Regions from separate parts of the Homo sapiens genome. Here region 2 is linked to region 1. Evidence: chromatin contacts called from ENCODE Hi-C or POLR2A ChIA-PET data. All regions are on one chromosome and are shown on one strand. The core of a region is the stretch at or near the end of the contact, and the rest is flanking DNA. Distances in the headings are between cores, read along the strand shown.

What was found. Hi-C counts contacts between places; a loop is a spot of excess contacts on that map. ChIA-PET counts read pairs that join two places held with the same protein, here RNA polymerase II (POLR2A). Pooled maps may share reads with other maps.
Region 2: a loop to region 1 is called in a map of CD14-positive monocyte, with 2.1 times the contacts of the local background. The contact joins the enhancer-like site here to the promoter of ANGEL1 in region 1. A Hi-C loop is called at or near these places in 6 of 168 maps with a recorded cell type or tissue (CD14-positive monocyte, Right ventricle myocardium inferior, endothelial cell of umbilical vein and 3 more), 2 of 37 single-sample maps with no recorded cell type and 12 of 50 pooled maps. POLR2A ChIA-PET finds 5 or more read pairs at or near these places in 9 of 52 experiments (A673, GM10248, HEK293T and 5 more).

The regions. Positions count from the first base shown.
Region 1 is chr14:76,810,298-76,816,569 of GRCh38, reverse strand. It overlaps ANGEL1 (angel homolog 1), which reads left to right and starts at 3,688. Exons shown (of 10, transcript NM_015305.4): 1 at 3,688-3,806. The coding sequence starts at 3,743. RefSeq lists a silencer at 3,621-4,050 and enhancers at 3,499-4,072, 4,073-4,647.
Region 2 is chr14:76,865,757-76,872,323 of GRCh38, reverse strand. LRRC74A (leucine rich repeat containing 74A) reads right to left here. Exons shown (of 14, transcript NM_001385106.1): 12 at 6,249-6,356; 13 at 4,886-4,968; 14 at 2,020-2,199. The coding sequence ends at 2,175. Among named protein-coding and RNA genes, the nearest start is that of LRRC74A, 43 kb to the right of the region's middle. Within about 2 kb of position 4,528, at least 7 of the 41 ENCODE cell types and tissues checked have a DNase peak (open chromatin) inside an H3K27ac peak, as active enhancers do; they include CD14-positive monocyte and heart right ventricle, where a contact is called at or near this core.

The sequences.
Region 1 (6,272 bases), core at 2,439-4,938:
GTCTGAAGCACATGGAAATGAAGGTCATTAAGGAGGTCATGGCAATGAGCTTCCAGGGGTTAGGATGGCTCATCCACACTGGTGACAGGAGGACTAGAGGTAGGGAAGAAGACTGTGAGTCCAGGGCTGAAGTTTCAAGGAATCGAGGAGTGGGCAGGAGGTCAAGGAAAGTCAAGGGTGAGGTTGGGGTAAACATTGATGACTGCCTGATAAATCTCTAATGAACACATGGATGCATGAATCAGTGAATAAGTGAGCAAATGAATGCATTAATTCAGACTAATCTGGCACATTCTGGGAATGCCTAGTCATAAATCTTGAGATTCCCAAAGAAAACACCAGGCTCAGAGAAGGCAGATTACTAGGAGTGTAGAGGCCTCAGGTTATCGTAAGAGTTGAAGATGAGCAAATCTTTTCAGCCTATCCTATCTGAGAAGCTGTTTGCACTCTCCAGAACAGCCCATGTTCAGTACGGTAGCTATTAGCTCCTTGCAGTATTCAGAACCTGAAATACGGCTAGTCCAAATTCAGATGTGATGTCCAAGTAAAATACACACTGGATTTTGAAGACTTAGTACAAAAAAAGAACATAAAATATCTCATCTTGAACTATTGATTACAAGTTAAAATACAAAATTTTTGGATCTATGGGGTAAAATAAAATATTATTAATTAATTTCACTTGCTTTATCAATTGATTTATTTTTACTTTTTACATGAGGCTACTAGAAAATTTTAAATTGCATATGTGGTTCACAACATATTTCTTTTGGGCAGCACTGTCCCAGGCGTTGGTCCGTAGCCTCTGTAATCCTGAAGAAAGCACTATGCCGCCCCAATATTTGCACATGTTCAACCAATAAGTTAATAAATGCAGCCACTCTGTTGGAATTCCACATATATTTGTTGTCATAAGTAAAATTTTAGCCCTCAAGGGCTTAAATTTCTTATAGACTGGAAATGTCCCTTTAAGAGAGCATCTTAAGTCTCTCAAAGTATTGCAAAACCTCCCACTTGCTCCATTACATAGGTTCTGCACCCTGGAAACCATGGTAGTGATGGATGCAGGTGCTCATACTTGTCTTCATTGTTAGCACAGCTGGAATGAATTGAGGGAATCGTCTCTCTTCTTGGGATATTTCTGAAACAATGAGGCTGGAGACTGTGCAGATTGCACTTGTAATTTTCCTCTGACTGGGGAAGCCTAAGGCTCCACTCCTTCGGCCAAGTCTCCTTGGAACCTGTAGTTATTGGCTTGCTTAGTAATACTCATTACAATTTGGAGGGCAGGAGCTCTATTTTAGCCAGAAATTGTGGAAGAAGATCCTACATCAGCCACGTCTGGAGCTGCTTTTCTGCCCAAATCCAAAAATGTAATAGTAAACATTGAGAGTTTATACTGGGTCAGGCACAATGAGGAAACTGAGGCCCCAAGAGCTTAGGCAACCTGAGAGATTCCACAGGTAAAAAGTGGCAGAGCCAGGATTTCAACTCAGTTGGTCTAACTCCAAAGCTTGTGATCCTTATATCACCCTACACCTTCCAACACGGCTGATTATGGACCAGGAAACAAAAAGAGGGAAGCCTCACTTAACTGGCCGCAGAAAAAGCCTCTGAAAGAACATAGATCAGTTGGGCTGACACATTGTGCCCACACTGTGCACTGAACAGCCCAGTTGAGACTGGATCCTTTAGCAGAGGTTCCCAAACCGTGCATTGGAATAAGTAAGTGTTTAAGGGCCTCATTCCAGGGCTGCTAAATCAGAACTCTGGGAGTAGGGCCTAGAAATTTGTATTTTGAAAGCATTTTCCCAGTGGAGATAAGGGAACCGTTACCCTTGATTAGGATCTGATTTGGAACTTGGACTTCTGGATAACTCATGGTACAAAATGGAAGGAGGGTACAAGGAGGGTTTTACTTAAGCTACATCAAAGGAGGGGGCCTGACCTCGGGAGCGCCTTTGGTAGATCCACCATTTGTGCACTAATTTCTAAGCAGCTTCCCAACCTTCAGATTGCTGGGCCTCTGTTTCATCTCAAAGGGATAAGTGCTGTTGCCTGAAGGCAGGCAGACATTGCCACCTCTAGAACTAAGGGTAAGTAGTGGGAAGGCCACAATACTAACTCTCTCCTTCTTCCTCCTATTAGCCTTTCAGTGTTATGATGTACCCAGCTGGTCCAGGATCTGGTGACTCCCCAGAAGGCTTCCCTGAACAACCAAGGCTCCAGCCACAAACTGGAAATCGTGCAACTCAGACACTGGGTACTGAAACTGGGTGCATTGTCCAGTCCCTCCTTCAGAGCCTGTTTGGGGTAGAAGATTGGGGGAGGGGGACTGGGGAAGAGAGACTCAAAGAGGTCGCAGGTGGCACAGAAGTGATGGCAGAACTGGCCTTCATTTAGTGACATATGCTTTGTTCAACCAGTCAGTAAAGGCTTATGTGGTGGCTAGTAGTGCTAGCGAATGCAGATTCGGCCGCTTGCAAAACCAACGAGCAAGGTCGTGGTATGGTAGAAGGAGACTGACTTTATTATAAACCAAAGCTAGCAGTGGGGAAAAACGATCCAGGCTTTTGCTTTAATGGAGCTGCTTCACATTTCCAAGCAAAATGCGAGGCTTTAAGAAGTTTTGGCATGGAGGGTATGCAAGGGGTGAGGCAGTGCAGGTCTTCATGACGAGTTCTGATGACTTGTCTTGAGTTACTGCCCATCTGGTGAATGGGCTGGCATCATCTCGGGCTGGGCTGAGTTATAAATTAACTGTAGCCTTGAATCAATCTCCTGGTGGAGATTTCCACAGATGCCTATATTGTTTCAAGATTTAGTCTCTGGAACTTTTAAGCGAACATACAATTAGATATGCTAACAGTGTGTATGGGGGGTGCTGGGGTGTCGGGGGGTGCCTAGTGGTTAACTGAACAAAAATAAAGAAATAGAAGTATATAACAAGAATATAACTTCCAAGCTGGGTACTTGGTTACAATAGGTGCTTGGATTGTATTAGAGATACCTCAAAGTGAGCAAACAACCAGCCAGAACTGGTCCCTGGCCTTGTGGAAGTTTCTCTCTTCTGTCTCTCTCCTCTCTCCCTTCTCTCTCTCCTCTCTTTGTCCTCTCTCCTTTCTTTCTTGACTTCCTTACCAATGGGAAACCCTGTTTTTCTAGATTAGGGAAAAGAAGGCCCGTTTAGAAAGTAGGGAAGGAGACAAAGTCTTACTTCCTGAAGCAAGGTAGGACTCAATTTGTGACCTAGAATCTGAGACAGGGAAGTAGAGGCAGGAAAACGGGGGAAATGGGGGAATAACTCGCTTCCTTTCTGGGTCGAGAAGGGCTAGAAGTCAAGGTTCAGTGGAGCCTTAGAGAAAGTCCAGCTCTTCATTTTACAGGTGAGGAAACTGAGGGGCGGAGAGGCTATAGTGTGGTAACAAGGTGGACACCTAGTCAGCTGCAGAAGTGGGAATAAACTGTGGCCTTTGAATAACACTATGGGGCCTCCAGTGAGGCGCTCAATTTTAATTCGGGACGCCTGGGTGGCAGCCGGGTGCTAGGGGTGGCTAGTTGCCATGGGAACCGGCTCCTCCCACTTCCTGCGTGCGCACCCGTAGACCTGCGCTCCCAATAAAGTTGTTGTTGAAGCGCGGCGGCGGCACCACGTGGGCCGGACCGGGCCGGGGGCGGGGCCGAGCTGAGGGAGGACCTGCTGGCTGCAGTGAGGAGCGGAGGCGGGCGCGGGCGGCCGGCCATGATCGCGTCGTGCTTGTGTTACCTGCTGCTGCCGGCCACGCGCCTCTTCCGCGCCCTCTCAGGTACCGGCCAGGCGTACCGACAGACAGGAGCCCGGCCAGGGCTCGCCTCTGCGGGGCTCCGCGGGCCTGGGGCGGCGTGCGGTTGGCCGGGCCTCACGACTACCGTGCCCCGGGCAGTGCCGAGGTGTAGGGAGGCGGTCCTGAGCCCCTGCCCCGCGGGCCCCTCCTGACCCCACGAGGCCTGGACCTGGCCGACGTCCCTCGTGGGCGGCCCCTCCTCCCGCCTGTTGTCAGATGGCGTCCGGCCGCGGTTAAGGTGGAGAGGAGCTGTGGACGGGCAGGGCCCTTTCCTGGCCCTGGGGGTGCAGAGAAATTGTGGGGTCGGCCAAGTCAGCACCCCGGCGGGTCGGGAAGGGGTAGTAGCTCGGACCTAGGCGAGTGCCCAAATTCTCAGCGGGCGAGGCGGGTCGGCTCTGGGAGGTTTATGGCCGAAGTACTGGACGCACCGATCTTCCCCAGGTTAACTTCACACTCGCCTTTCACTGCCACCTGGCAGCTCTCGCTCACCGGTGTCTTTGGTTGAAAAACGGACGTTCAATCAGAGACACATTTAGATCTCAGCTTTGGAGCATTCCTGCCCCCACTCCCGGCGGTTTAGAGGGAGATGTGCTGGGGTGGGGGCAATGCCCAGTCGATACCTCAAAGAGGGGGTGTTTATTTCGTTATTGTTTCATAATTTGTCTGCATTCTCTATTTCTGGGCTTTGAAATTACGGAGGGTTTTATGCGACCATCAGTTTCTGAGATCCCATGGAACTCGCAGACTTTTTGCCTTTAATTTATGGGACAGGACCAAGAAGTACTTAGGAATGAGGGCTCCAATTGTATATTCTGTGGTTTTCCTTTGTGGAACTTTACACAATTGGTACGCAATGTGTGTGTCATTGATAATATATATTTCATATAGAAATATTTTAAATTTTACTGTGTATCTGCCATTAGAATGCAAACTTCAGGAGCGCAGGGCCACGTCCATTTTGTTCGCTGTATCTCTGGTGTTAACACATTGCTTGGTATACAGTAGGCACTCAGTGAATTCAGGAATGTCTTGTGTGTCCATACTTCTGAGGAATGTGGGAAACTCCACAGAAGTAATTGTTTCCAGAGAACTAAACATATTCTTTTAACTATGTTGCTGTTTTTCCTGGAGCTCTTCTAATGCCTTAGTGATACAGTATACTAGTCCAGAGGTTTCCAGACCAGTAGAGTTCTAGGGATCTCAGAGGAGGGCCCCCCCCGCCCCCCCACCTACACATTACAGTAGTCCCACTTATATTTACTTGGCATATTTGGTTTCCAGATAAGATTTTTAAAAAACAAAAGCATTCTGCTGCTGAAAATCCACCACCACCACCACCAAAAGACATCTACCAAAATTGAAAGCTAGTAACTTCGTGCATATGAACCAAAGAACCTCTGCCATCTGGTATACACAGAGGATATTTCAAGGGGCAGATAATCAGGAAGTCCTTGAGGCTAAAGCTCAACGACCCAGCCCATACATAGGTTTAGAGCAGGGTTTCTCAATCTCAGCACTGTTGACGTTTTGGACCGGATCATTTGGTGTGGGTCTGTCCTGTGAATTGTTGGAAGTTCAGCAGCGTCTCTGTCCTCTAACCACTAGATGCCAGTAGCAATGCTGCAGTTGTGACAACAACAGTGTCTCTGAACGTTGCTAAATGTCTTCCGAGGGCAAAATCACCGTGGTTAAAACCATTGTTTAGAAGGACATAAATATACATAGACCCCAAACAAGATATTTGAACCGTCTTTCAATATTTGAGCCACTTTTAAGGTTTCTTCCCTTTAAAAAAAAATTGCCAATAAAATGAGTCTAGTGATTGAGGGCCAGCATCGTGCATGTTACTCGTCCTGTGCTGTAAATAAATGGTTGAGTGTGTGAGTGTAGGAGTTGTTTGCTCTCACCAAAATACTGTGCTCAGAGTTTGGGGGCTCTAATTTTAGAGTTTTTCCCACTTTCTTTCTTGCCTGTTGGCTGTCATTGGTGGCTGCAGTATCAGAGAGATGTCAGCTGTCTCTTACTGTCGATTGTTGGCACCTTGTAATTTATAGCCTCTGATGTGTTGTGGAATGGGAAAGCAGATAATGAAGTTTGTGAAGATTTTATTACAATAAGTAGCTTTGAGAAAAGGCTTAAGGGCCCTTGCTAAGATGTAAATTGTATAGATTTTTGAGACTGTCTACTTTAGGACTTTTTCTTTTGGAATACATTAATAGATTAGGGAATTTATACAGCTAGAAAAGCTCAGAGATTATCTAGTTCAAACTTGTCTCTATTTTTTTAAATTTAAAATTTATTTTTTTCTTTTCTTTTCTTTTTTTTTTTGAGATGAGGTCTCACTTTGTCTCCCAGGCGGGAGTGCAGAAGGGCAGTCATAGCTCACTGCAGCGTCAACCTGGGCTCAAGCAATCCTCTCATTTCAGCCTCCCAAGTAGCTAGGACCAT
Region 2 (6,567 bases), core at 3,279-5,778, 55 kb before region 1:
AGATTGTAGTTAGCTGTGTTCACGCCACTGCACTCCAGCCTGGGTGACAGAGTGAGACTCTTTCTCAAAAAAAAAAAAAAAAAAAAAAAAAAAAAAAAAGACATGATCCCAGACGACAAGGACTTCACTTTATTCGGGGAGATAGAGCAGATGTCTACAGAGCACCCGATGTTATGGTAGATGTTTCAGCCCATAGACTCCTTATTGCATTTCGTTTTCTTTTCTTTTCTTTGTTTTTTGTTTTTTTTTTTTTTTTTTGAGATGGAGTTTTGCTCTTGTCACCCAGGCTGGAGTGCGATGGCGTGATCTCAGCTCACTGCAACCTCTGCCTCCCAGGTTCAAGCAATTCTCCTGCCTCAGCCTCTTGAGTAGATGAGATTACAGGCACCTGCCACCATGCCTGGCTAATTTTTGTATTTTTAGTAGAGATGGGGTTTCACCATGTTGGCCAGGCTGGTCTCGAACTCCTGACCTGAGGTGATCAGCCTGCCTTGGCCTCCCAAAGTGCTGGATTTCAGGCATGAGCCACTGCGTCTGGCCTTTGCATTTCTTTATATTCCTTTTATCATCCTCATTTTGACTCTGAGCCCCTAATCCACCCCGTTGATGGAAATTCCATTTCAGGAACATGCTCAGGGTGGTGCCACTGAGGCTCTGTGGTGCCCACTTGTCCCGAGAGGCCCTCTACCTATTGCTCACCAGTCCACACTGATTATTGCTGGGGGTCATTGGTCCCAACCCAGGGGGTCCCTACAGAGCTGCTGCTCTGATGCCCTCATGCTATGTTTGGGGCAGGGGAGCTCTGCCAGGCTGGGAGCCCAGACCAAGAGTCAGCCTCCAGGGCACAGCTCAGCTACTTGTTCTGAGGTCCTGCCGGACTTGAAGACCTCCCTCTCCTCCCGGCAGTGCTGGGGAAGCTCCTCTGAGGGCTGCTGTAACCCACCCTTCTCACTCTTCTCCTCAGTTCTGTTTTCACCAGTGAGCTTAGGCTGGGGGAAATGTGTACTAGGGAGGGATGAGTCTTGCTAGAAACTTCTATCCTGGCCCTAAACCTCATAAAGGCTAAGATTTTAATAAGGAAGAGAAAGGGGGGGAATACGGCACATGAGTGGGGACATAAATTATTTCCAATAATTCCGCTGCATGTGCAGAGGGGTCTTGGTGTTCACCTCCACCCTTGGTGAAGCCAAGTGAAACACAAGAGATAGTGACTTGGTTCCTAGACCCTTCGCTGCTGCGCCAAAGCGTGGGTTACCAAATATCAGCCTTCCCTCGCCCCCTAAACTTTCCCAACTTTCCACCACTTACCCCAAACAATCACCGGTGAATGTGCTCGTTCATTTCACAGGTGTTTATTGAGCATCTACTATGTGCCAAGCACTACATGGGGCTGCAGAGGGGCACAAGAAAGTTCCTGCCTTGCTAATCTACAATGGTGTCTGGTAAGATCAATCAAAACTCCCAAAGGTGCCTGTTCCACCCACTTAATCAGTGAATGCTGTTCTTGGCTATTCCTTTTATTCCTTCGCTAAGCTGTTCCTGTCTCCCCAGTTTCTCAAGGAATTTAAAGGTGAAATGCAGAATGATAGACTCCTAGACCGGACTGGGAAGGCTTTATTTCAGCTGCTCCATTTTCAAGGGGAGCCACTGGGGATCCAAGGTCATGTGGCCAGGATGAGATGCCCACTCTCTTGGTCTCCTGTCCTGGCTCCCTCCTTGTGACCCCACAGCATTTCTTTGCTTTTTAAAGGCCCCTGCCCTCATTCCCTCAGCATCTGTTCCCCCTGTCACTGCCTCCCACCAAGGAAGTCTCCCCTGGACTCAGGTTCTAATCACTGTGACAACTGCCCTCATGCTCTGACCTGCTCCCTGAGGCTCTTTCCCTGCTGCCTAGCAACCCCATCACGTTCCCAATTTGTCTGTGCAGCTCTTAATGAGGCTGCATTGACATGTCCCCTGGTGGTCACTAAAAGCAGAAGGTGGCCCCCTGGTGACGGGCACACCACCAGCAGCCCAAGACACCCAGAACCAAGCCAGACTTTATTTGCTTGTGCCCAGCCCCTGCCACAGCATCTGTCCATCGAGATTTCAGCCACCTCTTGCTCTCCTCCCTGCCACCATCCGACTTGCGAGGACTCCTCTCGCCGAGACTTCTTTCTAGACCAGACTTGTTGCTATGGCTTCATCGTGTTCAAGAAACTGGTACGAAAGGTAAGGGAAAGATGCTGAGCACCCGTACAGCCTCATGGCTGATGGGTGAGAATGTTAAGACAGGCTTAAATCCAAAGGAGACCATTTGTAAACCCATCTCTGGCCTTAGAGGTCATGCTGTTAACCATTATATCTCCCCCACTACACATGTGTGCATGTGTGTGCGTGTGCACACACACACACTTATAAGTATGTGGGAAAGGCATGCACATGTGCACCTAAGATCGTTTGCAAGAGCCCTTTGGGGAGGCAGAGTAAACTATGGAGGGAGATAAAAATGGACCTTCATTTTTTTTCCTTGCTATACTTCTGTGGGTTTAGAATTTTTTTTCTTTTCTTTTTTTTTTTTTTTAGATGGAGTCTTACTCTGTCACCCAGGCTGTAGTGCAATGGTGCGATCTCAGCTCACTGCAACCTCTGCCTTCCAGGTTCAAGCAATTCTCCTGCCTCAGCCTCCCAAGTAGCTGGGATTACAGGCGCCTGCCACCACACCTGGCTAATTTTCACTAAGTTTTGTGTTTTTAATAGAGGTGGGGGTTTCACCATCTTGGCCAGGCTGGTCTTGAACTCCTGACCTCGTGCTCCACCAGCCTCGGCCTCCCAAAGTGCTGGGATTACAGGCGTGAGCACCGCGCCCAGCCGGGTTTAGAATTTTTACAATGAGATATTATTTGTAACATAAAACAAAAATGAAAAGGATCATGCAACAATAAAAATTAAAACTCTGCTCTTCAATCACAGCTGATAAAGCGGCAGTGTGTGATCTGAAGGGCAATTTGAAGTGGCCCCAAGGGCTCCTGCTCAGGCGCTGAGACTCAGGGACCCAGACCCCAGTTCTGTCTCTCGATGGCCATGTGACCTTGCCTGCAAACCTGGGGACTTTGCTGGACGTGGAACCTGGTCTGGAGCCTCTGAGATGGGCACTTGCCATCAGCTTCCCCAGGAACAAGAGGTGCCACTTTAGGTACGGGGCAGGTGAGGAGGCACGGGGCAGGTGAGGAGGCACGGGGCAGGTGAGGAGGCACGGGGCAGGTGAGGAGGCACAGGGACAGGCCGCTGAGCAGCACAGGAGTGGGAGGCCCGGTGGTAGCAGGGCGGGCCTGAGCCACCTTTGGCGCCCTCTTGCTGGATGCCAGTGTCCCTACCGAGTGACGCCCCCTGTGCCAGCCGCTGTGTGCATTTCCCCCACTCACTCCTTGCAGCCCCCTCCCAGGTGCCGCGGTTATCTCCTCATTTTAAAGGGAGAGGAGATCCGCGCACAGCCGCAGCCTTGTTCCGCAGAGCAGGGCTTGCAGCTGGGTCTGGCTGCCTTTCTTGTCTGCATCGCGGTTTCTCCACGTGGACGACGCTGAGTGGAGCGAAGGAAAGAGGTACTGGGAGAAGGCTCGTGGGGCAGGGCCGGATGGGAGGCCTTGCTCCACAGAAGCTCTTAAGAACACAGGCCAGCCACAGGGCCACCAAGACAGATGGGAGCTCAGCTGCAGACCCAGGCTTGGCAGGGGCAACTGTGTCCTTCGTCTGGGCTGGGAGGTCTAACGCAGTGAGAGACAGAACAGGTGTGGACCCCTCAGGCCTGGAGTCTCGGCCAGAGTTGCCCTTCCCAGCTGCGAGAATTTGGCTGCTTTTCTTTTCTTTTTTATTTTTGAGACAGGGTCTCACTTTGTCGTCCAGGCTGAAGTGCAGTGATGCAATCTCGGCTGGCTGTAGCCTCTGCCTCCTGAGCTCAAGTAATCACCCCACTTCAGCCTCCCAAGTAGCTGGGACTTCAAGCATGCACTGCCATGTTCAGCTAATGTGTTTTTTTGGTTTTTAGTAGAGACGGGGGTCTTGCTATCTTGCCCAGGCTTGTCTCGACCTCCTGGGCTCAAGTGATCCTCCTGTTTCAGCCTCCCAAAGTGCTGGGATTATAGGCATGGGCTACTGCACCCGGTGAACTTGGCTTCTTTGCTGCACTTCTCTAGAGCTCTGTTTCATCACTTGCTAAGTGGGGTGATGGCAGCATTGCCATGGGGCACCGTGAGGCTGCAGAGCGTGCCTATTGGGCAAGTGGAGAGGACAGGCATGTGGCGGGGACTTATTATGGGTTGCTTACTGGCATCACCGTCATCATGGACCGGTCCTCTCTCTTCAAGGAGTTCAGTCTAAGATACAGCATCCCTCACTTGCCAAGCCATGGCAGAGTAGCGGGACCTGTAGTCCCTAACACACCGTTAGCATTTGGTGCTTGTGTGCCTCCGCCCTCTGTCTAGGTCTCCGTCTTGCCAGACTCGGCTGAAACATTGCCGCCTCCCGCCTGAGCGACACTTCCTCTTTGGGCTGCAAGGGCGCCTGGTACACACCCCTACGGCTCCTCTCACCTCACCAGGGCATAAAGATCTGCTCCCTTGCCTGCCCTCCTCCTGGGCTGTGAGTGTGGGCTCCGGCTCCTCCCGCTGGCATCCCCAGCATCCGGCCCAGCAGCCAGCAGCGCCTGATTGGGCTCAAGTTTCGCTGAACAAGTGAATTGGGGATGAGAAGGGGGGTAGACAGTGGGGCCCAGACTTGGCATGCAGGGAACAGGCAGGTGGGTGAAGCCTCAAGTAATAAAGTGTAGACAGGAAAGCTGGAGGAGCTCACATCAGCCCAGCCAGGGCCCCTTGCAGAGAACGGGGATCGTCGCGGGGCCTGGGCTGACCTGAAGTTCACCATGCCTGTCTTCTCATCGAGCTTCTTTATCACCTCCCTGACCTGGTACTGGTTCAGGGGGACCTTGTTTTGCTGAGGAGGTGGATGGAACATGTGCAGTTAATAGAACTCTGTTCACCCCTCCCTAGGCACACCCCCCCAAACACACTACCCCCCCAACACACACACCCCACCCCCCCAACACACACCCCCACACACACTACCACACACACACACACCCCACCCCCCAACACACACACTCCCCCACACACACTACCACACACCCCACCCCCAACACACACACCCCCCCACACTACCACACACACACCCCATCCCCCCAACACACACCCCCCACACACACACACCCCACCCCCCAACACACCCACACACCCCACACACTACCACATGCACACACACACCCCACCCCCAACACACACCCCCCCACACTACCACACACACACCCCACCCCCCCAACACACACACACACACACACACACACCCCACACACCTACCACCCCCCCCAACACACACACCCCACACAATGCCTCACTCTTGGGACCATGGAGGGCATCTGATTGAGAGCTCAGGGGAAACTGATTCCACAGCATGGAGGGGCTGGAAAAAGCTCCCTGCCCATGGGTCATTGTCCAGACTCCAAAGGGCCTCCCCTTTTTGGGGGCAATAAGGCAGGAGGAGATCAGAGTCAGGTGGAGCGAGTGACCGGGGGAGGGAACAGGACTCTCCTTTGCATCCTGTGAAGTTCATTCTCACTTCCTGCTGCTGAGTCCTGGCCAGCCTCTTCACCCCCGGCCTGGGCACCGGGCACCGACTGCCTTATCCGTCCCTGCCTGGGCCCCGGGAACTTCTCCTCTGGAGTCCTATTCCTGCAGGGCCCAAGTCTCTCCTGGGACGCTCTGATGATAGACCCCTTCAAGTATGCATTACAGGGGGCTTTCAGTACCTTTATTACATGGGGAGCGAGAGGAATGTGAGATTTCAGGAAAATGATTCCTAAGGTGGAAATGTTGGGACTTTGGGATGTGGTCTCCTCTCTCACTCCCTTTGTTATCTGCCCAGTAGTGAAATGCAATGGGGAGAAAAACCTCAAGATAGAACATGTGTCTCTGAGTGGCATCTCGGGTCACTGGTGGCATCAAGCCACAGCACAGGAATGACTTCAGCAGGGGTTGAGGGAGGTCTTAGGTTCCCCTCTGGGTCTAGATAAATGAGGGGAGTGTCCCATAGCCTGTCCCAGGAAGCTCTAGGAAGTGCTCACAAGCTCTTTTGCTCCTTCTCCTCCTCTCCCCTCTCTCTGACACACAAACTCACACTCACACTCACACACAGCCTGTTGCCACTAGGACCCAGCACACCTCTATCATCACTTTCTGGAACTCATCCACAGACATCTTCATTGTCCCAGTGGGGTTCAAGCTCTTGAAGAAGTCCACGATCGTGATTTTGTGTTGGTCTGCATAGCTCTGAGAGAAGCAGGAGAGACCAGGAGCAAACACTTGGTCTTGTAACAACGATCGCAGGTCCCCCTTCCCTCCCACAAAAGAGCGGCCCATGCTTCCAGGCCTAACAAGGCTAAAAAGGGCAGAAGGCCAAGGTGAGGAGCCTGCGTCTCCCGGGTGTTGGGTGTCCCCTAAGACCAAGAGCCGAGTGCAGACCCACCAGGCATGGCAAAGG